Linked DNA regions of Homo sapiens: regions 1, 2, 3, 4, 5 and 6 are each linked to region 7. Evidence: chromatin contacts called from ENCODE Hi-C or POLR2A ChIA-PET data. All regions are on one chromosome and are shown on one strand. The core of a region is the stretch at or near the end of the contact, and the rest is flanking DNA. Distances in the headings are between cores, read along the strand shown. Region 1 has its middle 180 kb from the start of LINC01281. Region 2 overlaps LOC105373175 (a long non-coding RNA gene). Region 3 holds the start of CXorf38 (chromosome X open reading frame 38). Region 4 has its middle 5.4 kb from the start of LINC01283. Region 5 has its middle 58 kb from the start of LINC01283. Region 6 holds the start of MED14 (mediator complex subunit 14). Region 7 holds the start of BCOR (BCL6 corepressor).

Region 1 (3,617 bases), core at 208-2,707, 950 kb before region 7:
TCCTTTCATTTTTCCTTTCTTCCTTTCTCCCTTTTTTCTCTCTCCTTTCCTTCCCCTCCTTCCTTCCCTCCTTCCCTTGCACCTACCCTCCCTCCATCTGCTCGTCCTTCCTTCCTTCCTCCCTCCCTCCTTCCCTCCCTCCCTCCCTTCCTTCCTTCCTCCTTTTCAAACTGTGTACTTATTTACTTTTTCATTATGTTTTATCAGATATCTCTCTGTGTTTGCAGTGGGAGCATGGTCCTTGTTAGCTCAGTCCACCAAGTTATTGAAACATCACATATCTCTCCCACTCCAGCCTTCCACCCCTATTCTTGTTGATTCAGTCATACTGCCTTCATCCTCACTTTAAGGAAACCTGAATCATGAGGGTTATAGGTGCAATATCAGTGATGAGTTTGGAGAAGAGGGATTCTGTGGCCTGGGACTGCCTTAGGATAGATTCTGATCCAGAGATGGCGAGTCTGGTCCTGCCTCTCTCCTGAGAGGCACTGCACACATCAGCTGAATCCTTTCTGTTATGAGAAACTCTAATTAATGCATGTGCTGATTTGTTCTTCCCTGCTGAGGATGTTGGATTAATGATTACTGGGTGCCACATATGTTATCTCTTATGTATCTTTAATAAAAATAACAATGGCTACAAGTTACAGTAGCTTTACTGTGTTCAGCAGCCCTGTGCTGTCTTCCATATTCATTCTTTCATTTATCCCTCCCCCACCCTACGAAGTCACTATTGAGCATTATTTGCTTCACTGTACAGAGGAAGGAACTGATGCTCAAAGAATTTCAGTAAATTTCTCAAGGTCACGCTGCTAGAAAGAGGTAAGGTGGGTTGCACACCAAGGCTTGTTTGATTTCATAGCACTTAACCACTTGCCATCGTGCTGTTAGGTTTTAATGTTAAGGGGAAGTGAGAAATTTAATAATAGAACTTGGGCAAGGTAGCAATAAAAATGAGGTAGTGCTGTTGCATCACTCTTACAACTACCCTTCTTGCAATCCCCTTGCCTTTACATTTCAGAGGTGCTTGGAATGCTGATGGAGTTGAATCAGCAAGAGGGCCTGACTGAGAAGGCAGAGGATTTCTGACTCCACAGTTGGCCTTGCCAAGTTGGAGGTGCCCTTCCTGCCTCAACATCCACCAACTAACTACCAGAGAGCTTTGGGGTGTGATGTAGAGGGGAAGAAGGGGAAAGGTGTGGTGTGGAGAGGGGATGGAGTGGGATGAGGTGGAAACCCTGGCTGGTCTTGAGGGCTAGAAACCAACGAGCTCTGTGACCTTGGGGATGTTCCTTAACCTCTCTGGGCTTACTCCTGCTTTGTACCACAGCGAGTTTAAGCTATGTTTGCTGCTAGTTCAGGCAGTCCATGATGACATGATTTTTAGGAGGAGAAAACAGAGACAGATGTGCTGGAAGACACAGGCTCAGAAAGTTTCCGAGCCAGCCAGTCCCACATGAATGCCTACCACTCCAACGTTGTGTCAGTTCCCCTTTGGCTTTCTGACACTGCCTCGTGTCACCATATGGTTCCTGTTAACTGTTAGTGATCAACAGTCAGCTGCATCTAGAGCTTAGCTCCAACATGGGGGGGAGGAGTTTTGGTTCAGGAGTCAGACTGCCTGGGCTCATGTTCTCACGTCGTTGCTTACTTTCTGTGCGTTAGTTTCCTCATCTGTGAAAAAGGGAGAAATAATGGTGCTTTTCTCATGGGGTTCTCTGAGGACTGAAGGATATATTCATGTAAAATGATCTACCTGCTTCATTTGGTGCCAGGTACATGGGCCTACTCCTTCAATGTTAGTAATTACTAGCAGCAATTCAATCAGCAAACATTTGCAAGTCGTCTTCTAAAGCAAACCCCACAGGTAAGTGCTGTAAGGGACACAGAGAGGCATAGCCATGCCCCTTGATCCAGAGCTACATGTTGTGATCACCAGATACAAATGCTGAGGCAGAGTTCTGGGTATGAGATGTCTGTGGGGGATCAACACCTGTGAAAAGAAGGGGGAGAAATAAAAACTCTGCAAAGAAGGACCTGGAACTGTGTGTGATGCAGACCCAACGAAGCCTCCGCCAGTCAGGCAAACTCTGGAACAAAGACTGTCCTCAGAGGGTACAACACCAGACCAAAATGGCCAGGTTTCTACAGCCCTGCCTTGCTCACTAAACCAGACATGGGCCACCCCAGAAAGGACATGACAAGGCCAGTCTCAGCGTTTAGGCAGACTCTGAAGGGGCTGACAACTGGAAGCTGTCTGCAGAGCTGGACATCAAGTCCTTCCTTGAAGGGGGATCTAGGCAACACAATTGAATGCCCACCACACTCAAGGAGTTTATAAATAGTCAAAGGAATAGGCAGAGGACTAAAACAGATCACAGACTGTCCCTGGAAAAGTTTCCAGAGCTTGGCTGAGCTGAGAGGTTATTTGCCCAGGGCTGCCAAAGACAAACTTGTGACAGGGAGAACACAGGTTCTTGTAGAGAATGGGTGGGAAAGCATTAGATCTGTGCCCATGCTACACCAGAGATGGCAGATTGAAGGTCTACCTAGAGAAGTTAAGCCCAGGGTTAGAAACCTGGGAGATGGGGGCCTGGAAGAAGAAAAAGCCAGGACACACATTTTATACATGATTTTATGAATTTGGGTTAATTGAGTGGCAGGCATGAAACTTCCAAAACATGAGCACGTGTCCTGCCCAAGGTGAAGGCCGTGGGTGGGTGCCTGCTGCATGGCACAGTGGAGAACCTGAAGTCCTAAGGGCTGGACAGAAGCCTGATTAAAGACCCAACTAAACAGGTGTTAGGGGGGAGGAACCAAAAACACTATATGGCTCTTGTAAAATGCGAGTAAGTAAAAGTGAATCTAGATTCTCAAACCAGAGGAAAATTAATAAAAATGGCTCCATACCCTCTCTGATTCCCAATGTGTCTCATTCAGTGTGTCTCACTCGTGTCTCCTCAATGTGTTTGTCTAGCACAGTTCTTCATCTATTGTCTTTGCACCACGGTCTTGACCACCATGATGATCTCAACATATTAAAAAGGCTTACTTTGAGGGAATGTGCTGAGTGTAGGTGGTGGCTTCCCATTTTGGCCCTCAAAAATTTGGAGATGCAGCCTGGAGGCATGTTGGGGAGAGCCTGGAATGCCCAGACAAAAAGGATACACTTACTTCAGCCAGAATTTTCAAGTCACTGAAAACTTTGTAATCGGGGGAGGGATGGAGAAATTCGACCTGGGCAGGATCCATTTGCCAGCAGTGTCCAAGGTATTCTGGAACAGTGGGAGGTAGAAGGTAGACACCTAATACTGAGGGCTGGCTGTATTAGTCTGGGAGGAGAAGGAAAGGGTCCTAAGCTAGGAGGGTGGCAGTAGGGAAGAATGCTTGGGTAGTAGAGACAATGCAAGATACCCATGTTTCTGAATTTGGTGTCAAAGAAAATGGTGGGTCTTTCTAAAGGCAACAGAGGGGTCTGGAGGAAGAGCTGGCTTATGGGGAGGTGGGGTAAAGGTAATTAGAGAGAGAGAGAGAATAGGAGCAGAGCATTTCTTTTGCTTATGAGATGCTAATGGGAGGAAAACTTAGGATTTTGTATGCAAACTCTAGGCTGGGTT
Region 2 (3,682 bases), core at 7-2,506, 900 kb before region 7:
CTGACATTTCTCAGACAGGAGATCAATAAGTGGGCAGAGCTTGAAAAGCAAATCATGCTTCGACCTGCCCTGGGGAACCCTCAGCAACTGTCTTGGTAGAGAAGGTGTCCCAGAGGAGGCCAGGAAAGACAGGGGGACGCAGAGAGCCTTGATATTCTGAGATGGGGGCAGGGAAATCGAGACTGCCCAAGGAGATGAAAGGGGCAGATGCTGCCATCCTCCCTACTCCCATCCTCCCTCCACAGTTCTTGCTGAGTGTGTTAAGACCCCTGACTTCTGCCTCCTAGGTAAAACCAGACATTTGGAGGTGGATCTGCAGCTGATGTAGCATTTACAGTCCAAATGAGCTTGGCTTGAGCATGGAAAGCTGCTCCAGCTGAGAGACCCTCTATCTGTGGTTGAGCCCCTCCTACTCTCTGTCCAACCAGCACCCAGGAGGAGTTTAAATATTTCTCCACACTCCAATCACATGGTCAAGAAAATTTTCTAAAGCAGATAGTCATGCACTCACACACACAAAGTGGACCCCACAGAACTGGAAGTAGGTACAAAACTTGGTTCTGATCTGGTAAACCTGGTCCACTGCAATAATTTAAACTCTCTTTTGGAAATTCAGTCTCCTTGACTTTAAATTGTCCCTGTCTTAGTACGTTTCGTGTTGCTATAAAGGAATACCTACCACTGGGTAATTTATAAAGACAAAAAGTTTTTATTTGGCTCACAATTCCGATGTCTGGAAAAGTTCAAGATCAGGTATCTGGTGAGAGCCTCAAGCTGCCTCCACTCATGGTGGAAGGCAAAGGGGAGCTGATGGGTTCAGAGATCACATGGTGAAACAGAAAGCAAGAGAGTGAGGAAGGAGACGCTGAGCTCTTTTAACAAACAGCTCTCAAGGGAATTAATAGTTAGAACTCACTCACTCTTTCCAGAATGGCACCAAGCCATTCACGAGGGATCCACCCCCATCCAACACCTCCCATTAGGCGCCACCTCCAACACTGAGGATCAAGTTTCAGCATGAGGTTTGAAGGGGACAAATATTCAAACCAGAGCAGTCTCTCTCTCCAGTTTGCTTTCCTTTACTTGATCCTCTCCAAGATGGTACCTGGATATGGGGTGGGAACATGCTACATCCTTCTGGTGGTGGAGGAAGGGGATCTATCAGTGTTATCATTCCAATTCCTGGGCGCTTCATGTCTCCACCACAACAGATGTCCCACAACGCTGACAACTGCTGAAGTCTGTGGTTAGTGAACCTGTGGTTTCCTCTTTGCTGACTCAGTCCGTACTCAGCCCTTGCTGCTATTGAATGTCCCCTGAGACATGGTCATGACCTCTATTCAATCTCCCATTCAGGTGGCCCAATCCACTCACTTGACTCTAGAATTTTTTCCTTTTTTGAGCTCTTCTGCCTGTGTCTTGCCAACATCTCTGTTCCCCTAGGGGCCTTTGAGCATTTCTGGCATCTTTTGTGTGCCAAATGGAGCCCAGGATAGCTCAGGAATGCTAACTCGACTTGCTCTCTGCCTCACCAGTAGCTACTTGAGGTTACTGCGGGTACACAGCGCTAGGCTGGCTCCTCCTGGAGTCCCAGACAGAGAGTAAAATGACTGCACTTCTGCCATTGGCTTTTCCTTCACTCCAATTAGACAACTCCCCTCTCTGAAACTTTCATCCAGACAGAGCTAGAAGGAGCAGGATTTTCTGGTCTAGTTGAAGCTTCACTCATGCCATATATACTGTCTTCCTGATCCAAGCTTCCTCATGGTTTAGCCTTCATGGCAGAGGCTGGATGGAGAAAGAAATGGTTTCTCTTCTCAGTTTGGGTTCTTTTGAAAGCAAAGCATGACACAAAGTCCTGGGTGAAGGTAGCTTATTTCAAAGGTAATCCCAGTGAAGAAGTAAAGTGAATGAATGGAGAAAAAAGAAGGGATTAAGACACAGTAGGAACAAATATCAATATAATGGAGGGCAACAGGGACTGATTTCCCAGGAAAGCATATAGAATGCCTTGTAGAATTGTCCACTGGAAGGGCAGGAGGTTGGGGCATTTATTCACTAGCCACTGTCTGACCCTGGTGAGGATTGTCCCTGAGGATGTTAACTTTCTCCCATTTCTGAGCTACACAAGCACATGACCTGGGCAAACTTTCACATAAGTAATGAAGGTTCAGGGGCAGAAAGAAGACAGACGCTTGGCTTAAGGTAAGTCTGCCCATTGCAGCTGAGGCTGAAACTGGAGGTGGGCCAAGGGGGTGATGAAGGTCTCTAGAAGTGTCTGATATACTTCCCCAAAGGAAATTTAAATGAGGAGGAATTATTTAGACCATATTACTGTATGCCTTAAATATTTGGTCTAATCTCCTTGTTTTAATGGGAGAAAACTGAGGCTCTACAAAGTCCTGATTCACCCAACATCAAAATAGTCAAACCCTGAGCCATATCTACAACTTGAGTGCTGGAGATTCAGGTCAGAGCTCTTTTTACTGTATCATACAAATCCATTCAGCCAACAATAGAATCTTTATTAACTATCCATGATGTTCATAGGATTGTGAAGTATAACGATAGTTCCTGCTTTCAGGGAAGTTGTAATCTAGATGACAGAAGTTTGTTCCCCAGTCATTATATGTACTTCTTAGAAAGGTATTGGCTTAGGTATCCTCTATTCGATCAGCTAGTACTCCAGAAACATAAGGAAGAGACCAAAGGGCACCCAAAATACAGAGTGCTTATGAGAAATATGCACTCAGAAAGTTATAACTGGATATTAATCTGAGCTAGGAAGGTGTAGCAGGCAGTCTCTAAGAGTCTTGTTCCCAAGATCCCTGCCTCGTAGTATTCATCCCTGCCCTTGTGAAATAGTCTCCTCTTTGAGTATAGGCTGGACCTAGTGACTCACTTGTAATGGATAGATTATGGCAGAAGTGATGAGATGTCTCTTGCAAGATTAGGTTATAAAAAGACCATGGCTTCGGTTCTGGGTGCTTTCTCTCATACTCTGTTGTGTTGTTGGCTCTGGAGGTGGCCAGCTACCATGTCATGAGACAACCCACTAAAGAGGTCCATGTGAGTGAACTTGAAAACACATCCTCTGTGGAGAAATAGGAACACTTTTACACTGTTGGTGGGACTGTAAACTAGTTCAACCCTTGTGGAAGTCAGTGTGGCGATTCCTCAGGGATCTAGAACTAGAAATACCATTTGACCCAGCCATCCCATTACTGGGTATATACCCAGAGGACTATAAATCATGCTGCTATAAAGACACATGCACACGTATGTTTATTGCGGCACTATTCACTATAGCAAAGACTTGGAACCAACCCAAATGTCCAACAATGATAGACTGGATTAAGAAAATGTGGCACATATACACCATGGAATACTATGCAGCCATAAAAAATGATGAGCTCATGTCCTTTGTAGGGACATGGATGAAATTGGAAATCATCATTCTCAGTAAACTATCGCAAGGACAAAAAACCAAACACCACATGTTCTCACTCATAGATGGGAATTGAACAATGAGAACACATGGACACAGGAAGGAGAACATCACACTCTGGGGACTGTTGTGGGGTGGGGGGAGGGGGGAGGGATAGCATTAGGAGATATACCTAATGCTAAATGACGAGTTAATGGGTGCAGCACACCAACATGGCACATGTATACATATGTA
Region 3 (3,671 bases), core at 826-3,325, 550 kb after region 7:
CTGTTTTTTTTCTCTTTTCTAGGTAGAAGTAGAAGTCAGCAACTCTATGGCTGCAGTGGAAAAAAATGGGGAAGATGGTGTAGGTGTGGTGGGTTTACCGGCTCGTGATACCCAAAAGTCTGGGGACCCCTGATACAGTTCAATTTTTTAAGACAGGGTCTTGCTCTGTCACCCAGGCTGGAATGCAGTGGTGTGATCACGGCTCACTGCAGCCTCGACTTCCCAGGCTCCAGTGATCCTCTCACCTCAGCCTCCTGAGTAGCTGGGACTACAGGCATGCACCACCACACCCAGCTAATTTTTGTATTTTTTTGTAGAGACGGGGTTTTGCCATGTTATCCAGGGTGGTCTTGAACTCCTGAGCTCAAGCCATCCTCCCACCTTGGCCTCCCAAAGTGCTGGGATTACAGGCATGAGCCACCGCGCCCGGCCCCAATTCCTTTCATTTTTTTTTTTTTTTTTTTTTTTTTTTTTTTTTTTTTTTTTTTTTGAGACGGAGTCTCGTTCTGTCGCCCAGGCGGGAGTGCAGTGGCGCGATCTCCGCTCACTGCAAGCTCCGCCTCCCGGGTTCACGCCATTCTCCTGCCTCAGCCTCCCGAGTAGCTGGGACTACAGGCGCCCGCCACTGCGCCCGGCTAATTTTTTTGTATTTTTAGTAGAGACGGGGTTTCACCGTGGTCTCGATCTCCTGACCTCATGATCCGCCCGCCTCGGCCTCCCAAAGTGCTGGGATTACAGGCGTGAGCCACTGCGCCCGGCCGTCCTTTCATTTTTGAGATTGGGGAGCACAAGCTGGCCCAGTGTCACACCACGGCAGCTGATCCAGGACTCAGATCATCTGCTTCCCAGGCACTGCTCCTTTCCAGTGCCCACCCTGTGCCTGCTGATAACTACTGGCATGTAGACTGACTGCTAAAGTCAATTTGTGTTAGGAAGCCACTTCTGGCTGTCCCTCTCCGTCCCTTACTGGGCAAAAAAATTTCCTACTCGATCTACTTAGTAAGTGACATTGCCAAGATCTGAAGACAGATCCGGCTGCCTACCCCATTCCCAGCTACCCAAAGTGCCTTTAACTGGGCACTTAAGGTGCTATTTTAGCCCTAACTTCCCTTGGCTTACTCTGTCATCCTTACGGCATCCTATAGCCAAAAAAGAGCTGATGAGCTGTTCAGCGAGCCTTACCCTCAAACAGGCCACACAAGAGTCTCCCTCCCTCCCTGCCTGTGCTCATGATGCTCGCTCTGCATCTTGCCCCAGTATCTCTTGTAGAACTCTTTCCTGTAACTTTCCAAGCAGGGGTAACAAACTCAAATGCCCTCAGGAAGCAGACGGGTAGAAGAAAGCTTCTACTTCACTAAGCTGGGTTGGGTCCCGCATACCACCCCTGAACCGCCTAGACCCTTGATCAATCTCTCTCTCTGCATCTGTTTATGAGGCCCCGGCGACCACAAGACCAGATAGCCACCCCGAGTGCTGGGTGACCCGCCGCTTCCTCCTTCCGTCCCCGCCTCAGGCGCTTACCTTGGCCACCTCCCAGGCGTCCACGGGCCAGCGGCCCGGCCGGCAGTTTCCCCAGTGCACATCTCCATTTCTGTTGACATGATGTCTCAAAATCTCCCTTTTCCATTCAGCGCACACCTGACACTGAGGCTGAAACTACAGGGGGCGGCGGTGAGGAGGGGCCCAGGAGGGAGGGACGTCGCGGTGGGCCCCGCATCGCGGAGGGAACAGGACACTTGCGCTCTGGGTCTGGGACAGGAACGGGGATGAGGAGGGGTGGGGTGGGGGCGGTGGTCAAGGCCCCGAGCCAGGTGCTCACCTGGCGGGCGCGAGGGCTGCACCGTGAGCCGCCGCGGCAGACGGCGCGGGGCCCCAGGCCGGGGGCTGCGGCGAGTAGGCCGCGGTGGAAGGAGAGCACCTCGCGGCCGACGAAACCCTGCAGGCAGCTGCGCAGCAGTAACAGGCAGTGGCCCGCCTTCACCCAGTTCTTGTACTCGGCGCAGTTGAGGCGCGCCGCTAGCTCCGACAGCACCATGTCTCCCACTTGGAACCAGGAGGTTGCGGGGCGTGGCGGACGGCAGTGCGCAGGCGCGGAGCCTGGGAAGTACCCGAGGCAGCGGCGCCTGCGCCGGCGGCAGCGACGCCTGCGCCTGCGCGGCGCGGTGCCACCGATCCCGGGGCGGGGCATCTTGACTTCCGGGGCACGTCGGCTCCACCCCACTTGGGTGACGTCTGACGTCTGACGTCTAACAACTTTGGTGCTTGGGGAAGCAGTTAACTATTTGAAACCCTTAGGCCCTCTTCGTCCCCCAAACAGAGACCCTGTCAGCATCCGATTCGACTCCCTCTCCTAATGTAGGGCACTTCTGTTTTAACTTTTTTTTATTGTCCAGATGTACAAGGTGCTCAGGGCACATTGCTTGAATCGTGTATGTTCTTTGCATTATACAATTCTAGAGTTACTGGTTCCTAAGCCCACAGACCAGCTGTAGCAAATTGAGGTATTAGTGAAACGTGACCGCTGGCTGCCTGCGGTGTGCCAAGCTAACCCAAAACTCAAAATCCCCCGCCACTGGACCACCCAGAAGGGGGCGTTTGCCTGTTTAGGGCAACACATCACTTGGATTCTAGAAGGCTGCACACCTGAGCCAGATAAGGGCATCCTGAAGCACCTAGCAAAGGTTAGACGATAATTATCTAGTATTCTTGATTATATGATAATTAGTGCTCCTTGCACATGGAAGTCTGATTTAAGTTCCAAAGAAGTGCCACAAAGGTCAGAAGGCACTGGGATTGTCAACTCCAAGTGACAAGTCAGGTCAGTTTTAGTTGTTTTTAATGAGCTTTCTGAGCTTGGAAAACATGTCAAAATTGTGTGTAGTTAAAAGCCTCTGAGGAAAGAGTCTAAACATTAAACCTTCCCGACTGTGGTTCACAGCAAAAATGTCCAGTGTTTAGGAGCACTAGCTCAGACTCAAACTGCCCCTTCTTAGCAGTTTGATCTTAAGCAACCTTAATTTGATCTCAGGCAAATTACATTTCTCTGGGCCTCCATTTACTCATTTTTAAGAAGAGGATATCAATAACCTACCACATTGGGTTGTTGTGAGGATTAAATACACATTGAAATATTAAGAAAATGCCTAGCACACAGTAAGCTCTCAGTAAATACTTGCTATTATTTTATATTGACCTAAATATGCCCTTTCATCAATCAGTTATATTCTTGGGCAAGGTATTTTAACAAATCACTGGCCACTTGGAAGTGGAGGCAACTTGCAGAAAATTGTGAGCATACCATGGAGTTCCTGGAGTTGTGCAGCACAGTGCTGGCTGGCCTCTGCTAACTTTGTCTTAATAACCTCAATGCTAAATCCATCCTAAGTAAATTTAAATCACATCCTTAGACACACTGTCCATTCTCAAACCGAATGAAAAAAAAATTCCACAAGAAACAATGAAATACACATTAACATTTTCCCTCTATGTCCCTTGAATGTAAGTTCTCTTAAAATTTTCTGTATACTGATTTTATATCAAGAACACTTGGATGATAAATAAACATTAAGGTAAAATGTAATAGGCACTTCTTTTGGGGGGAAAAACTATGAAAGGAACAACTTTTTATATTGAAATTGCATCAGAATCCAGGGTAGCAAAGTTATAACTTC
Region 4 (3,456 bases), core at 566-3,065, 660 kb before region 7:
CTACTCCAGACCACTAGAGTAGGGCAAGCACTGAGGACTGGTGGCCAACAGGGATGTCTGAAGTACCGACATAAACACCCCCAAAAAGCCAAAGGTAAAATTACTTTGCTAGATGGAGAAGTACAAATTTGGATTTCAAGATGGTTTTAATTCCGGGCTCTGGGAGTTTTGGGGACTGAGTTGAGTGAAAGAGAGAGAGAAATGATTTAGAACCACAGAGTTTTTATGGGCGGTGGGGTCTCTTTCAGCCTGAGCAGACAGATTGAGAAATCTGTAAACAACCAAGGAGCAAGCCCAGAGATAGAGAGCATGGTCTAACAGGCAGAGGGATAATAGCACTCAAGTCAAGGGAGGCCCTGAGCCACAAGAAAATGATTCAGGGCATAACAGACTGAGCCTGGGTGCTTTATATCTGAACAAAAGCATTCCACGTACATGCAAAAGTGACTTCCGAAAAAGAACAGGTTTTTCTAACTGGCCCTTCTAGCCTATAAATTTTGTTTCAACTTTGGCCTCTGGGGCAACCCAAAGTCAAACACCCTTTCTTGTATAAGGCTACCCATGCCACTATCTGCTGCCCAGGGCATGCTTCAGACCTTTATCTTGAAGCCACATTGCCCTGTAAGAGCCCATCTTAGAAAGGCAGTGGGGGGCATTCAATATTAAGCAGAATATTGATGATTCTTGGCTGCCAACTGTCTGAAAGTGTGTTTTCTGTCAGCTCCAGCCAGTGTGTCATTCTGAAAAAGCAAAGAACGCCGAGGGCAGTGACTTCATGACCTTAGGCCATGGATGCTGGAAGAAATGCAGAGGTGGGCAGATAAATTTATCATCCTTAATGGGCTACCTAATTCCTTGGGGAAAAAATGAAGGAGCCACCAGTGACATGCCCCAGGCAGCAGATGGCAGCGTGGGCAGCCTTTTACAAGGGAGGGTGTCTGAGTTTGGGTTGCCCCAGAAGCCGACCCCAAAACAAAGAAATGAATGCAAATAGTTTATTTGAGAAATGCAAGAAACACTGGTAGCGGAGTAGGAAAATGAGACAGGTAACGAAAGGGAGCCAGTCAAAGGTGCATTATCAAGTTGGCTGGCACGGTGGGCAACTGGAGTTTAATCCCACTGGGGAAACTAGGAACTAGAGAGACCAGTGCTTCTCAAGCTGTCTGGGGAAAGTACCAGGTTGTCTGCTGTTGTTATCAATCCATTATAAGTGGATACTTTTGTAAAAATACAATTAAAATGTCACAGCAATGTCAAATTGCTATAAACGTTCGTAAACGCCAACTTTCCATTTGTGTATGTACCTTGAAATGTACAAGCAATAAACATTTCACAGCTTGTCAAGGGCCTGGAGACCACACTTCAAGTAGCACTGGTGGAGAACGCACAACCTTATCCAAGTTATCTCATTCATGGAGCTGGGCTGTTTATACACTAGCTTGCAATAGTCATGTAATTCTTTCATGTGCACGGGCAGTGTGGTGGTCCACAGTTTCTAGAAAGCCATCAGGCAAAGAGACACACACACTGGCAGTTAGGAGTCAGCCTGAACAGGCTGAGGGAACAGGGCGGGGCACCGACAGCATATAGAGGCGCCCACCCTGTCGGTGTCCTTATCTTGCCCCTGTTAGCAACACTCTAGGACTTAAGATGAGGGCAAGGCAGAGGCCAGATGAGTGTATCCTGAAAGCTGGGAGATCTGGAGCCCAAATTCAGGACTTCCCTATGGCTAGTTGTAAAAGGAGGGGGAATATTGGGTGGATTCTACTTTAGCTGCCTGGCCTAGCATCAGAATTCAGCTCTTATAAAAACAGCTAAGCCACTGTTAAAAGAAAACCAAAACCAAAACCATCCCAGCACCCGGTCAGCATTGATAACAAACACAGAGGGGCTTTTTTGCCTGACCGCAGTGCAGGTTGTTGTTTGGTTTGCTCCTGCCTGGAGCTTGTGCTTCACAGGCTTCTTTTGCAGGCTTGTTTTCCAGGGGACCTGGCAGCTATTTCTGACTGTGCGATAAACTCATGGCCTGCAAGATGGAGGCAGGAGGTGACTGCAGTCTCGGTGAAGGGGATTAAGGGATTGAAAAGTTTATCTGGGCTGCCCAGCAGCCCTCGGGAAGACAGACCAGCCTGGTCTCTCTACAGTCACCATCACTAGGGCTGACTGCCATTTTCAGGGCTCAAGAGAAGATGGGGATAAGAGTAATATTAAAATAATGACGATATCTGGAATGGACACCTTCAGACTCCACCTGGGCAGTGACTTTGGGCTGGGTCCTTTACATGCACTATTTCATGGTCCCAGGAACAGTTCTGAGGAGTGTGTTACAGTGACTAGAAGTGACATCACCCATGTCACACTGCTTGGGTCTGGATGCCAGATCTCCCATCTCAGAGCTGAGTGATTTAATGTGCTTCAGTTTCCTCATCTGAGGTTCTACCTCTCTCCTTGAGTTGTTGCTGTATTAAATGTGCTAATCTCTGTGACATGCTTAGAGTAAGGTGAGGCATGGAGTTAGTATCCAGCACTCATGCAGTCCTCAGTCCCAGGCCCTGTGGGGAAGTGACCAGTAGCAGGTTGGCTGGGCCCCCTGCTGCTGAAACACAATTTTACTGCTGTCATGCTGATGGTAGCCAAAGAAAGGAATGTGATTAAGACTTTCCATTTTCTGCTGTTGGCACTCTGTACTGCTACTCCTTCTAAGGCTACCTGGGAAATGTATGACTACAGCCTTGAAGGCCACTAGGGTTTTCACCTCAGGGAACAGACCCCTGGGTTGTGGTCATTTCCTTAACCTCCTTGAGTGATGTTTCTCCCCGACTGTCCTCACATGCAGTTAGCTGTATAGGGTGCCCAAGAGGATGATGGGGTGCAAACCACTCCCAGATTAGGTATGATAAAGGTTAAAAGGCTCACAAATCTGCCTTATCCAGTCCAGAATGACACAAAATCCAGGACTTTGTAATCATTTCCAGTTTCCTAATTAGTTCACCCTTCTTTCCAGCCATGATTCAGGTTGCCAGAGAAAATACAAGATGCCCAGGTAAATTTGGATTTCCAATAAACAATGATTTTTTAGTATAAATATGCCCAAACAACAATTTTTAGTGTAAGTATGCCCCCAATATTGCACAGAACTTACACTAAAAATGTATCTGTTGTTTATCTAAAATTCACATGTAAATGGGAGTCCTGTATTTATTTGTACATCTGGCAGCCCTTGTCCAAGGTCGCAGAAGCATCTCTCAGTATCATCAGAAAAACCTGGTGTCCCCTTCTGCATCAGGTTAGGTATCTCATAAAGGACTTAGATGCAGGTGGTTTGACTGGGAGGTGATCCCAGGAAGCACAGCAAGGAATCAGGGAAGTGAGGCAGGGAAGTGAGGGAAGCAAATAAAAGAGGTGTTAATGAGGACATTACCCCTGTGGGCAGCTGGGGCTCAATCCCTCCAGAGA
Region 5 (3,433 bases), core at 316-2,815, 610 kb before region 7:
TCCCTATAACTCACTTCCAGTGAGGCCAGCTATCAGTTGCCATAAATCATTTTTTTTCATTTTGTGGGTCTGGTATGGTGCTATTAAGAGGAGAATGAAATATTTCCTATACCCATGTCTCTATCAAAGGTGCAGAAAAGAAAGGGCTGTGTCTTTAAAGGAAAATGGTAGTGAACATATATCTTGGTGGAATTGGAGACTCTTCTTATGTCATTACTATGCAAAGCATTTCCCCACAGAACACAACAAAGCCAAGGATGCCATTCTGGAATGAAAAAAGAAGGAAAAACCAGCCTGCTCATTCCCTTACATCCCTGTCCCATCCCTGTAGGAGGCTGACTTTGCAACTCATGCCGAAAAGACTAAAGGTTCTCGAATTTTCTCTTTCCAAGCTTCCCGACAACATGGCCCTAACCAGGGTTCTCTCTGATCTCTCTCCAGTCTCCCCCGAATTCAACGGGACTTTTCAGAGGAAACGTGATAAAGTTTGCAAAGTGCCACTTCCGCTTTTGAACAGCTTTTATGGTCTCTGCTGCCTACATAAAGCCCCGCCCCCTTATCCACCAACTCCTCCCTCCCATGCAGCCTCATTCTCCACTCCCCACCCCCAGTTAACTCCTCGACCCACCCTGCTTAGCCTGGCTCAGCCATATCTAACTGAGCAGACGCTACTGACACCAACAGAGTGTTTACCTCTTTGTGCCTTTGAGCTAGCTTTTCCTTCCATCTCAAATGCCTTTCTTTATGAAATTGAGGTCTTGCTGGCCTCATTATCTCACCCAGCTCAGGAGCTTGAGGATGTCATGGCAGACTCCCAGAAGTCAAATTTTCATGCAGGCCTCTAGATTCCTGGAAAGATGACTTCAAAACCTTAGAGTGTTTAATCGTGCCATCTTAGGGGATTTACTGTGCTTCTCTAATAATAGATGATGGCCGGAACTTGGCCTAGCCTCTGGGAGCAGAGCAAAGACTCCCAGGAGGCAGGGTTCTCCCCTCACCCACATAAGAAGGGTAGCTGAAGAGGGAGAGTTCTGGCAAATCCTGTGTTTGAACCTAGCACTGGGGATGTCAGTTCTGGACACCAGTCCCCAGAAAACTCAGTCTAAGTGATACTGTTTGGGAGTCTGAGAGTTTTGTAATCATTCTGAAATCAAACAACATAATTTCAGTGGTAATTACTTGAGGAGGACAAAATCATTGAACCTCAGAGGCAATAAAACCTCAGTGACCTGGAAACACAAAGACAGCTGTGGGCATCATGACAGCCTGGAGCTTGGGGGTGAGGATGAAGAGTGGACTGGGGCAAAGATAGCAACTGCAGGAACTTACTGGCAAAGAGAGGAGTCTGAGTGCCCCTGGAATTGTCACCTAAGCTCCTAACACTCCCCTTCCTATCATCTAGCCTCCATCTGCTAACAAACTCCTACTCACCAGCTATGCCCCAGGTGGAATATTTGCTCCTCTGGGAAAGTTGCCCAGATCAGTTTTCCTTTTCCTGTCCTCCAACTTGACGGCTTTCGTAATACCTTTGCTGCCTGAAGCTCAGTACAGTAGGCACCCCATCAAACAGTCCTTCCTCCTCCGTCCCCTTGCCACCACAAATTACCCACAGGCTTCACTTCCCTAATGGTGCACTCATATTTCTTGTTTTCTGTGGCAGCCCTTTGATAAAAAGCCAGTTCTCCCTCTTAGCTATTCTCTGCTTTGGACTAGGTACTTTGGACTTTCTGGAACAAACTTGCTTCAGCCGAGGCACAGACTCAATTCCCCTTTGCTCCATGCTCTGTAGCTGTGTGCCGACTCAGCTACTCCCGCACACAGCCCTGGCTTCCAGAACTGCAGCCTGGGCCCAGTTCCAAGGGCCTTGGTTGCACAGTGTGGGATAGTAGAGATCTCAGCAATCAGGGCCATTCCCACCTGCATGTTCCTGCTGCTCATTCATCCTGCATCTCATTTCTAGTACCTCCTTGTATCTTTGTCTTTCTTGCCAACCTGTGCTTCTCAGAGGCCGAGACTCTGTTTTATCTTTCTATGTCTCTTCAAAACTTCATATGAGGCCTGACATCTAACAAATTATGATAGGTAATATTGTTTGTCCATCATTCTTTACTCCTTGTCCCTGACACTTTTTACTGTGGACAAAGTATATTTCCCCATCCTCTGACTCTGAGCTTGGTCATGGAAATTGCTTTGGCCAGTGGAATGTGGGTGAAACTGATAGTGTGTCAGCTACAAGTTAAAGCTTTAAGCTTCTGCCAGCCCTCTTGAAGCTTCTGTCCTCTGTTATGAAATAAGCATGCTCCAGGTAGCCATTGCTATTTCAGCCAGGGTCTCAGAATAAATCTATGTGGAGCAAGTATGAATCCAAACTGAAGTCTGGATTCAAATCTAGCATGGCTTGAACTGTAGCCAACCTCCACATTTGTGAGTATGAAATAAATGTTTGCAGTCGTAAGTCACTGACATTTGGGAGTTGTTTGTTACACAGCATGATTACAGGAAAAACTAATTAATACACAGTCCCTAAGGAACACTTCTGAGGGATAAACCAGTGGGGAACAAATAAGTGAAAGTAAAACTTACTCTCAAGAGACTAAGCTTAGCTCCAAATATAATTCACAGTAAATCAGTGGTTCTCAAAATGTGTACCCCAGCCCAGCAGCATCCATGTCACCTGGGGATTTTTAAGAAATGCAAATTCTGGGGCCTCTCCCCACACCTACTGAATCAGAAACTCTAGAGGTGGGGCCCAACAACCTGTATTTCTATAAGCGCTAGAGGTGATTCTAATAATCCACCCTTAAGTTTGAGAACCTCTGCAGTTACTGCTGAACTAGAACAGCTTCCTTCAGTCTAGGAATCATTCATTTCCTGAAATGCAGACATTCCAGAATTTTAAATGATAAAGCCCAATTAACCTAATGCCTTGACCATCTCCAATATCATCATCCCATTTAATCAAAGGTGACCTGAGACATTCCATCCAGGTACAGAACTTCCTAGTCCAGTGGCTCTCAACTTCAGCAGCATAATAGAATATCTTAGAAACTTTCAAAAATCCTTATGCTCAGGTCACACCCACACCAATTAAAACAGAATCTCTTGGGATGACACCCAAAATTCAGAATTGTTTAAAGCTTTCCCAGGTGATTCCAATGTGCAGGCAAGGTTGAGAATGGCCTTTCCATTTTCAAGGGACCGGGGCTGGCTCTGCAGCTGCCTGCTCTCATTTTCCACCATGCAAAGCATGGTGCATGGCCCTCCTTCCCCAGGTCTTCAGAACCTGAAGGCTTATTAGATATCCTATGACTTGGTGCATTTGCAGCAAGTTTAAGAGACTGAGTCTGACCAGGGAGGGCTTGGGGAAGCACAGAACACTGGCTATAAAGACATGGAGTAACTTCAGTTAGTCATTCATTCTTCCAACATATCC
Region 6 (3,724 bases), core at 110-2,609, 640 kb after region 7:
TATAATAGTCCCTAAACCTGACAGCGATTTAAATTTCTCATTAGCCATGGGTAGGCTTCTTTAACACTACTTTTTTCTGTCCCATTCAAAAAAGTACAATACATCAAAACTGAGAATGACGTTTTACAGGAGTTAAGTAGAGCCTACTCTTTCAGTCATCTGCAAACAAGTATCTGTTATCAGTCTCTAAAAACAAATTACTGTGACGCTTTAGAGCCTAATATCTGCATACTAATGTATCTCAATTGATAACCCTGATCTGAAGTCTTGCAATAGATAAAAAATAAAATTCTGATTAACTTTTTCTGAACCTGGGTTATAAGATGTACAACAGAGTCCCAAAATGTTACGGTGCCTTTTCTTCACACACTGAAATTCGTTAGTATATTCTGATCCTATTCTGAAGGGATTAACAACTTAATCATGCCCCAAGGCATTTCATGGGTAACTAGGTGATTTATAAACCCCCTTCATACTCCAAGAAATAACAGACTACTTACAAAAAAATTTTACTCACACTAACTTCATTAAGACCTCAAACACTCAAAAGTTCCAGAAAAAAAGTACTTTGAATTCAAATTTGTATTTTATACACAACGTATGTAGCTCCTGCATTAACTTAGAAGCAATAACAGCTTACATTTAAAACGTATCGTCAAGAGGCTGTAATACAAATTTCCCATCTATAGAGTTTTTTCTAAAAGCTCGAATATTATGTATTCCAGCCAAGAAATCAAGAGAGTTCTGTTGGGAACTCGGACAAAAATTTCACACAATTTTCAGTGGAAGTGTAACAACACGCAAAATTAACAAGTCTCTGTTGCATCGTTGCCAGGAAGACCCCAGATACAAAGCTTCTTCTCCACCTCTGCTGAACCCCAGGAGTTCAAAAATTCTAGACTAAGCAGTCCAGCGGAGAACACAGCAGCCTCTCGGGGAGAGGGAGGTGCAAACGTCTCAGCCGGTTGGGCGGGAAGGGGGGCTGGGGAACAGGCAGGGGTTTCGGGGCACTTACAGGTCCGTCAACACCATAAGCTCCGAGTAGGCCCGGTGCAGCAGAAATTCAATGAGGGTGCTCAGCCGGTAGCCCGGGCTAGCCGCAGCTGCAGCGGCCGCCGCCACGGCGGCTCCCGGGGGAGGAGGGGCTGGGGCTGACGGGGGTCCGCCGCTGCCCCCGCCGCCGCCTCCGGGCGGGACCAGCTGGTGGTTCTCCAGCTGCACTGGGGCCATGGCGGCGCAGGACCGGGCTTGGCGCAACGGCACACGATGCGGTCCTCGAGCCTCCCGGGCGCTCGGTCACCGCGCCGAAACGGGAGCGGGCAGAGTCGCCACCGCCTACCGCCGGGCCGCCTCAGAACAGGAAGCCGTGCGCCGACCGCGGAAGCCCGCCCCCATGTAGCGAGAAGTCCGCCGACCCCAGGGACAGGAGCGAGGGGCGGGGGGAGGCGGGGATGGGGGGGAAGCAGGGCGGCCCCGCAGAGGGGAAGCTGCGCCTCCGCAAACGCTCAGAAGCAGCTTCGCCAGACAGCCGCAACGTACATGTTGACTGCCCGAGGCGGAAGTCGATCGGCAGAGCGGAAGGGGGACCTGCAGAGGACCTTCCGACAGGTCTGTGTCTGTTCTCTCAGCTGTCTAGCACCGCAGCGCTGGGGGGCGCGTGGGAGTGAGGCGGTACCTGTGAGCGCGCGGGAGAGCGGAAAAGGGAGCCGCGCGCCGCCGGAAACCAGGGTGAGGGCTGAGCCGGAGTCGTCACCGGGAACGTCAGCAGTTGCCCCGCCCTTACCCTCGCCGCTCTCCCTCCCGCCTCCGCCCCCTGGCGTTGTAAAGGCGACAATTTGCCCAGAGAAATCCACCATCGCTTCCTAAGTGGGGCACAAACACAGCCAGGGGAGGCCTCCTCTAAATGTTCGTGAATTCTGGTTCTGGAATCGCGAAGAAATGGGAGCGGCCGCGCGCTTGTGATTCTCAGGCCTTTGCTCCTCCCATACACGTCCACGGCGCGTTACGTGGGAGAACGTTTTCGCCCCTTTTTTTTTTTTTCCAAACTGTGGGAAAAGGTGCTAGAAAATATGATTGCGGGTAGAGACAGGGCCGCTGGCAGAGTAACTCAATTTTAATAGAGTCGGGTGTATGCTGAGGTCGTCACCATCCCCCAAATCCTGTCAGTCCCACACAAAAACGGCCCTTAAATCCCCTGCCACGGGCTCTCATATAGTTTTTGTCCTTGCTCTTGCAGTCACCGCTCTATTCTGAAGGGCTTTTCAGTTCATCCATGCCTACCGACACTCCCGTCCCCCCCATCAAAGTCCACGTTTAATTTTTTGTACCTGCTTTAAAACAGCGATTCTCAACCTTGGCTGCACTTTGCAATTATCTGAGGAGCTGTTTTTTAAAAAAATACTTAGATATATGGGTTCCACCCCTGTAGATTCAGATTTAATTGGTCTGGCTTGAGGTCTGGGCTTGGGGAATTTTTGAACTTTCCTAAGGTGATTCTAACATGCCCTAACGTAGAGATTCACTATTAGAAGCATTCGTTGCTGCGACCCCTTTCAAACATCTTTTTGCAGTTTCATCTCCTCTTGGTGTAAGAGATGTTCATGATGTTCCCTAAGGTTAGAATATTCTTACTGTCATCACTTGGGTAATTCTTTATCATTGTTGAAAGCGGTTCATCTGCTTCTGAAGGTGTAAGCTCACTTGTTCCCTCCCTTGGTGGTCCTAAAGCACATTGAAACAGAATATCATTGTGCTAGTTATTAAAATGCATTGGGATTATTTATACCCCTTACAGATACAGTTGCTGGAAGGCAGCTACCTTATTTTTAAATATTATTTTTATTTTTAATTGATAGTATATACTTATGGCATACAATGTGATGTTTTGAAACATGTAACCATTGTGGAATGAGCAAATCAGGCTATTAACATCTATCAAATGATATACATACTTACTTCTTTTGGTGAGAACATTTAAAATCCACTTTTAGCAACTTTGGAAGATACAAAAGGTTATTGCTAATTGTAGTCACATTGCTGTGCAATAGATCACCAGAACTTATTCCGCCTATCTAACTGAAACTTTGTACCCTTTGACTAATATTTCCCCTTTCTCCACCCACTGTCCTACCCGGCCTCTGGTGGTAACCACCATTCTACTCTTTACTTTTTTTTTTTTTTTTTTTTTTTGAGACAGAGTCTCGCTCTGTCGCCCAGGCTGGAATGCAGTGACGCGATCTTGGCTCACTACAACCTCGCGTCCCAAGTTCAAGCGATTCTCCTGCCTCAGCCTCCTGAGTAGCTGGGATTACAGGCACGTGCCACCACGCCCAGCTAATTTTTTTTAAATTTTTATATTTTTAGTAGAGATGGGGTTTCGCCATGTTGGCCAGGCTGGTCTCAAACTCCTGACCTCAGGTGATCCACCCACCTTGGCCTCCCAAAGTGCTGGGATTACAGGCATGAGCCACCATGCCCGGCCTGAATTTCATTCTTTTTTAAGGCTGAATAGTATTCTGTTGTATATTTATACCACATTTTTTAATTCATTCATTGGTTGATGGACACTTTGATTCCGCATCTTAGCTATTATGAATAATGGTGCAATGAACATGGGAGTGCAGATATCTCTTCAACATACTGATTTCAGTTCCTTTGGATATATACCCAGAAGTAAGATTGCTGCATCCTGTAGTAATTCTATTTTTAGTTTCTTAAGGAACCT
Region 7 (3,912 bases), core at 15-2,514:
GAGGCGAGACGAGGCGGCGGTGGCGGCGGCTGGGGGTTTTTACAGTTCTTTCCCGAGTCGAAAAAGAAAGCAGACGGCAACCCGCTGCCCTCCCCTTCCTGCTCGCGAGCTAACGCCGAACCCAGCTTCCCAGCTTCCAGCCCACCTCCCCCCCCTCCGCCCGACTCGCGGCGCTCAGCGGCGACCGCGCTCCCGCGCACAGACACACACAGGCTGCAAACTTCCACTCTGCGAACTCCCTGCTCTCCTCCTGGCCCACCGGGAGGCGCCAGGCCCCCAGCCGCGCCCCCTCCCTCCCTGGTGCCCACGCGGGGCCGCTTAGGTTGGCTGCATTTTAAATAACATAGCTATGAAATAAAAACGAAAGCGAGCCAAGCAGCCAAAGGGAAGCGCGAGGCAAAAGCTTCGCGGGGTACGCTGCGGGAGGGGGCCCCGGGAGAGGGGGCCGACTGCAGCCCTCAGCGCGCCCGCCCGCCCACCCGTCCGCGGTCTCCCGGGGGAAAGGTGTTCCGGGCACTGACCTGAAATCCCCGGTGGGGGAGTAGGCAGGGAGCCTGCGATCCGGCTCTTTGAAGTTTTCCCCCAAGCGGACTCGAGGCGGCGAGAAGGAGCGGGGGGCGGTTGGGTGGGTGGAGAGAGATATGAGGGGTGGGGGGGGTTGGCGACGTTAACGAGCGGAGAAGGAGCCGGGCCGGAGAAGCGCGGCGAGCAGCAAAGTTTGCGGTCCCCGGCTGCCCGCAGCCCGCTCGCGGCGCCGCGCTCACTCGACTCCCTCGCCGTCTGCTGGCAGCCGGCTGCCCTCGGGGTCGGCCCCGCCGAGGGGTGGGCTCTGGGCCGGGTGGGGGCGGGGCGGGGCGGGCTCGGGGCCTCCGGGCAGGTGGCGACAGCCCCGTGCGATCCTCCGGGCTCCCGCAGCTGGACTGGGCTTGGCCGAGCTCAGCAGCTCCCGCGCTGCCGCCGCCGCCCGCGCTCGGGCAGGAGCCCCAGCGCCATGTTGACGGTTCGCCGCGAGCGCCCGCTCGGGCTGGGTGTGTGTGAGTGTGTGTGAGTGTTGGCCAAGTCGTCCCTGCGCGGCGACAGCGCGGCTTGGGCTCTCCGCCCGGCGGCTCGCGGGCTCCCCCTCCGCCGCCGCCGCCCGCCTAGCTCCCGCTCTCGGTCGCGGTCTGGGCTCCTGCGCGTCTCCCCCGCAGCCGCCGAGCTCGGCCCGCGTTCAGCGAGGAGCGCAGCTCTGCCTCACCTTGCCGCTGGGAGCCCAGGCTCCGTCTGCCGCCGCACGCCGCGATCCCAACGCGTCCCCCCTCCCTGGTTCCCTCCTCTTCCTCCTCCCCCTCCCTCCGCCCGTCCTCCCTCCCGCCCGCCCTACCTCCCTCCCTCCCAACAGCCGCCTCCCCTCCCCCCGCAGGCGCAGCGCTCGGGCGACAGCCGCCCGCCCGCCGCCGCCTCCAGCTCTCGCAAGTTTGAGCTCCGCCAGTCTCCGCTCACCCTCCGCTGCGGCGCCTCCGCGGCGGGGTTTCGGGAGGGGTGATTCCCCAGGAAAGGTTTGCCCGAGTTTCCCCGGCCGTCATCGATGCACGGCCCGGCACGTTTTGGCCTCTCTGGATCCGAACCCCGGACCACTTGGGTGGCGCCCCCCCTCCTCGTCCCCCGGCCTCCCCTCCCCAGCTCGGGCCGAGTTGGCTGCGCACGCCCGACCCGGGCGCACGTCCTGGGCGAGCCGGAGACCGACTTGGGCGGCGGCGGCGGCGAGGGCTGCCGGCAGAGCCAGAGCCGAAGGGATGGGGGCGGCGGGGGCGGCTCTCCCAGCCGCGCGCCGAGACTCCCCTCGCTACCCAGAAGGCCAGTGGAGGACCGCAATTACCATAAAGCGCCTCGCACTCCGCTCAGCCAAAGCTGTCAAACCCCAGCGGCAGCAGCCGCTGCCGCCGCCTCTTGCCACCAGCGCTGCGCTCTCCCGGCCTCGTCCCCTCCGAGACCCAGCGGAGCGTGGCCTGTGTGCTCCCGTGCTCACCCCCACCCCAGTTTGCCCCTTCCTCCCAGAGGAGCCCTTTCCCATTTCGGTGTTAAAAGCTACCTGAAAACACCACCCCAGGCAACGGTGGCCGTTCCGCCTGAACTCCGCGCCCGAGTTCCCCGGACGTTTCAATTGTGTGGGAATTGTTTGGAGGTGGGGGAAGGGGGGAGCAGCCCGTGGAGGCACCGGGAGGCGTGTGGGGGGCGGTCGGCGAGCGGAGATCCGCCTGTATTTCTCCCGGTTCTCGAGCATTTTCACGGTCTGTACCTCTGATGGTTGGAGGGGCTGCCCAGGCCCCTCGCCCCGGCGTTGGGAGATTATCTCCCGCGTTTTATTTTCCTTGACAGGGAGCAACTTTTGGCTTACACCGTTCGCCCCATAAATTTCCACTCGGTAACGTCGTGCTGATCGGTGCTTGGCGGCGGCGTACAGCCTGCGCCCGCAGCAGTTCAATTCAATTGACACGTATTGAGCTTCTCCAGCGCACCCGGCGCGGCTCTGGGCGCGGGGGGAGGGCGGGGGCAGGCGGGAGGGAGGGGGAAGCGGAGAAGCGAGGTTCCGGCCTCCCCGGAGCGCAAAGCCTCAAGGGCGAGCCGAGAAGCCCTAGTTGGTGAAGCTGGCGGGAAGGGGTAGGAGTGGGGGAGGGGGTATTCCGGACTAACCGCGCCCAGACTGCGGGCCCGGACTTCGCGGCCAATGGTGACCCCATTCGGCTGCCCACTAGGGTCTTTTTATACTGGGAAGGGGGTGGGGTGTCTCTTTCTGCCTAAGGACAAGATGGTGCAGGCTCCATGAAACATAAATCTGAAATGGAGGTGGCTTGTAAATCCACACGGAAAGTTTTTAAAATATCCTGGAGTGTCCCCATGCCAAAAATAATCAAAAGCATCTCAAGTTGATTACTAAGTCAAGGTCAAGGCCAAAATCAGCTCTAGCTAGCAGATATTTTCCCTTTTAAAAATTAGACTCACTACTGACTGTGGGACTGGTATTAGGTGCGATTTTATTCATTCTGTTTTAGTTCTCAGCACATAGTTATAAAAACAGCCCTTCTCAAAGCAGAAGTGAAACATCTCTACCGTTTGAAACCCGAAACTTCGGCAGAATTAAATCTTCATGCTCCAGAGCTGCTTATAACAACTGATGCAAAAGACAGGCGAGCAAGTGCCCCCGCGAGCAGTGCCCAGCCAGGCTGGGCCGCGAACGCTTCCAGGACCAGCGCCTGCAGAATGGAATGCACGCTTTTTTCTTCCTGGTCTTTCTGGGGGTGGATATCTCTGCAAGCCAACCCACACATTTTTTTAATCTCCGGTAACAAGCAGAAAGACACCTGGACTATTATGCTGTAAAACTATTTTTTATAAAGACATTTTAGGACCAGACATTAAAAGTTATTAGATTGAACGCATGCGAGTTACAGACACAGCTGGAGAAAAGGCCTCTGGTTGTGTGTTGTGGCAACATTTCTTTTTGAAGCGACTCCTTTTATTCAAAACAAGTCAAAAATAACCGGGAAGGCTGAAGCTGGGTATTTGTGGGGAAACTCTGAACGTGGTTCCAGGCGAGGAGGCCGCTCTGCTGCTGCAGGCTGGACGGGAGAACTGGCCTGGGCCAGTGTGGAGCCGTGCCAGGCTCTTCCGGCTCGGTTAGGCCGAACCGCAGAGGCCCTGGCCCGGCGCCCAGCCACCTTCTATCCCCTCCCCTCGTCTCCCCAACTCTGCCCCCAGGCACAGGCTTTTCTCGGAGTTCGAAGTCGCATGTAAACGTCCAGAACTTTTAGAAAATCCAGGAACCGAGCTCGGGGCCTGCAGCCTCTCAGAGTCTTACGGCCTCCCGGGGCTGCTGACAAAGAGGCCTGTTTGTCTAACTTTAAAAGTCCTAGAATTCGGGAGGCTGAGCCA

The links. Hi-C counts contacts between places; a loop is a spot of excess contacts on that map. ChIA-PET counts read pairs that join two places held with the same protein, here RNA polymerase II (POLR2A). Pooled maps may share reads with other maps.
Region 1: a loop to region 7 is called in a pooled map, with 4 times the contacts of the local background. The contact joins the enhancer-like site here to the promoter of BCOR in region 7. A Hi-C loop is called at or near these places in 2 of 50 pooled maps. POLR2A ChIA-PET finds 5 or more read pairs at or near these places in 2 of 52 experiments (A673 and activated B cell).
Region 2: a loop to region 7 is called in a pooled map, with 6 times the contacts of the local background. The contact joins the enhancer-like site here to the promoter of BCOR in region 7. A Hi-C loop is called at or near these places in 4 of 37 single-sample maps with no recorded cell type and 4 of 50 pooled maps.
Region 3: a map of naive thymus-derived CD4-positive, alpha-beta T cell shows a loop between it and region 7 (4-fold over the local background). The contact joins the promoter of CXorf38 here to the promoter of BCOR in region 7. A Hi-C loop is called at or near these places in 1 of 168 maps with a recorded cell type or tissue (naive thymus-derived CD4-positive, alpha-beta T cell), 3 of 37 single-sample maps with no recorded cell type and 10 of 50 pooled maps. POLR2A ChIA-PET finds 5 or more read pairs at or near these places in 2 of 52 experiments (T-cell and activated CD4-positive, alpha-beta T cell).
Region 4: a map with no recorded cell type shows a loop between it and region 7 (5-fold over the local background). The contact joins the enhancer-like site here to the promoter of BCOR in region 7. A Hi-C loop is called at or near these places in 2 of 37 single-sample maps with no recorded cell type and 3 of 50 pooled maps. POLR2A ChIA-PET finds 5 or more read pairs at or near these places in 1 of 52 experiments (HCT116).
Region 5: a map with no recorded cell type shows a loop between it and region 7 (4-fold over the local background). The contact joins the enhancer-like site here to the promoter of BCOR in region 7. A Hi-C loop is called at or near these places in 1 of 37 single-sample maps with no recorded cell type and 4 of 50 pooled maps. POLR2A ChIA-PET finds 5 or more read pairs at or near these places in 1 of 52 experiments (CD4-positive, alpha-beta memory T cell).
Region 6: a loop to region 7 is called in a pooled map, with 34 times the contacts of the local background. The contact joins the promoter of MED14 here to the promoter of BCOR in region 7. A Hi-C loop is called at or near these places in 1 of 168 maps with a recorded cell type or tissue (naive thymus-derived CD4-positive, alpha-beta T cell), 6 of 37 single-sample maps with no recorded cell type and 10 of 50 pooled maps. POLR2A ChIA-PET finds 5 or more read pairs at or near these places in 2 of 52 experiments (B cell and WTC11).

What each region holds. Positions count from the first base shown.
Region 1 is chrX:39,143,639-39,147,255 of GRCh38, forward strand. No RefSeq gene overlaps it. Among named protein-coding and RNA genes, the nearest start is that of LINC01281, 180 kb to the right of the region's middle. Within about 2 kb of position 1,458, at least 4 of the 41 ENCODE cell types and tissues checked have a DNase peak (open chromatin) inside an H3K27ac peak, as active enhancers do.
Region 2 is chrX:39,195,480-39,199,161 of GRCh38, forward strand. All of the region lies in intron 2 of LOC105373175 (a long non-coding RNA gene), which reads right to left. Among named protein-coding and RNA genes, the nearest start is that of LINC01281, 130 kb to the right of the region's middle. Within about 2 kb of position 1,257, at least 4 of the 41 ENCODE cell types and tissues checked have a DNase peak (open chromatin) inside an H3K27ac peak, as active enhancers do.
Region 3 is chrX:40,645,486-40,649,156 of GRCh38, forward strand. It overlaps CXorf38 (chromosome X open reading frame 38), which reads right to left and starts at 2,076. Exons shown (of 7, transcript NM_144970.3): 1 at 1,820-2,076; 2 at 1,522-1,656. The coding sequence starts at 2,035. MED14 (mediator complex subunit 14) reads right to left here. Exons shown (of 31, transcript NM_004229.4): 31 at 2,820-3,671. RefSeq lists an enhancer at 1,257-1,456 and silencers at 1,707-1,856, 1,977-2,276, 2,112-2,292.
Region 4 is chrX:39,438,501-39,441,956 of GRCh38, forward strand. No RefSeq gene overlaps it. Among named protein-coding and RNA genes, the nearest start is that of LINC01283, 5.4 kb to the left of the region's middle. RefSeq lists enhancers at 1,773-2,052, 2,143-2,192. Within about 2 kb of position 1,816, at least 4 of the 41 ENCODE cell types and tissues checked have a DNase peak (open chromatin) inside an H3K27ac peak, as active enhancers do.
Region 5 is chrX:39,491,171-39,494,603 of GRCh38, forward strand. No RefSeq gene overlaps it. Among named protein-coding and RNA genes, the nearest start is that of LINC01283, 58 kb to the left of the region's middle. Within about 2 kb of position 1,566, at least 4 of the 41 ENCODE cell types and tissues checked have a DNase peak (open chromatin) inside an H3K27ac peak, as active enhancers do.
Region 6 is chrX:40,734,183-40,737,906 of GRCh38, forward strand. It overlaps MED14 (mediator complex subunit 14), which reads right to left and starts at 1,360. Exons shown (of 31, transcript NM_004229.4): 1 at 1,016-1,360. The coding sequence starts at 1,230. It overlaps MED14OS (MED14 opposite strand), which reads left to right and starts at 1,508. Exons shown (of 2, transcript NR_169211.1): 1 at 1,508-1,608. RefSeq lists enhancers at 730-1,651, 1,652-2,572 and silencers at 968-1,347, 1,608-1,697.
Region 7 is chrX:40,096,694-40,100,605 of GRCh38, forward strand. BCOR (BCL6 corepressor) reads right to left here and starts at 1,265. Exons shown (of 15, transcript NM_001123385.2): 1 at 522-1,265. RefSeq lists silencers at 829-888, 979-1,028, 1,089-1,318, 1,339-1,458, 1,589-1,758 and 1 more and an enhancer at 3,655-3,912.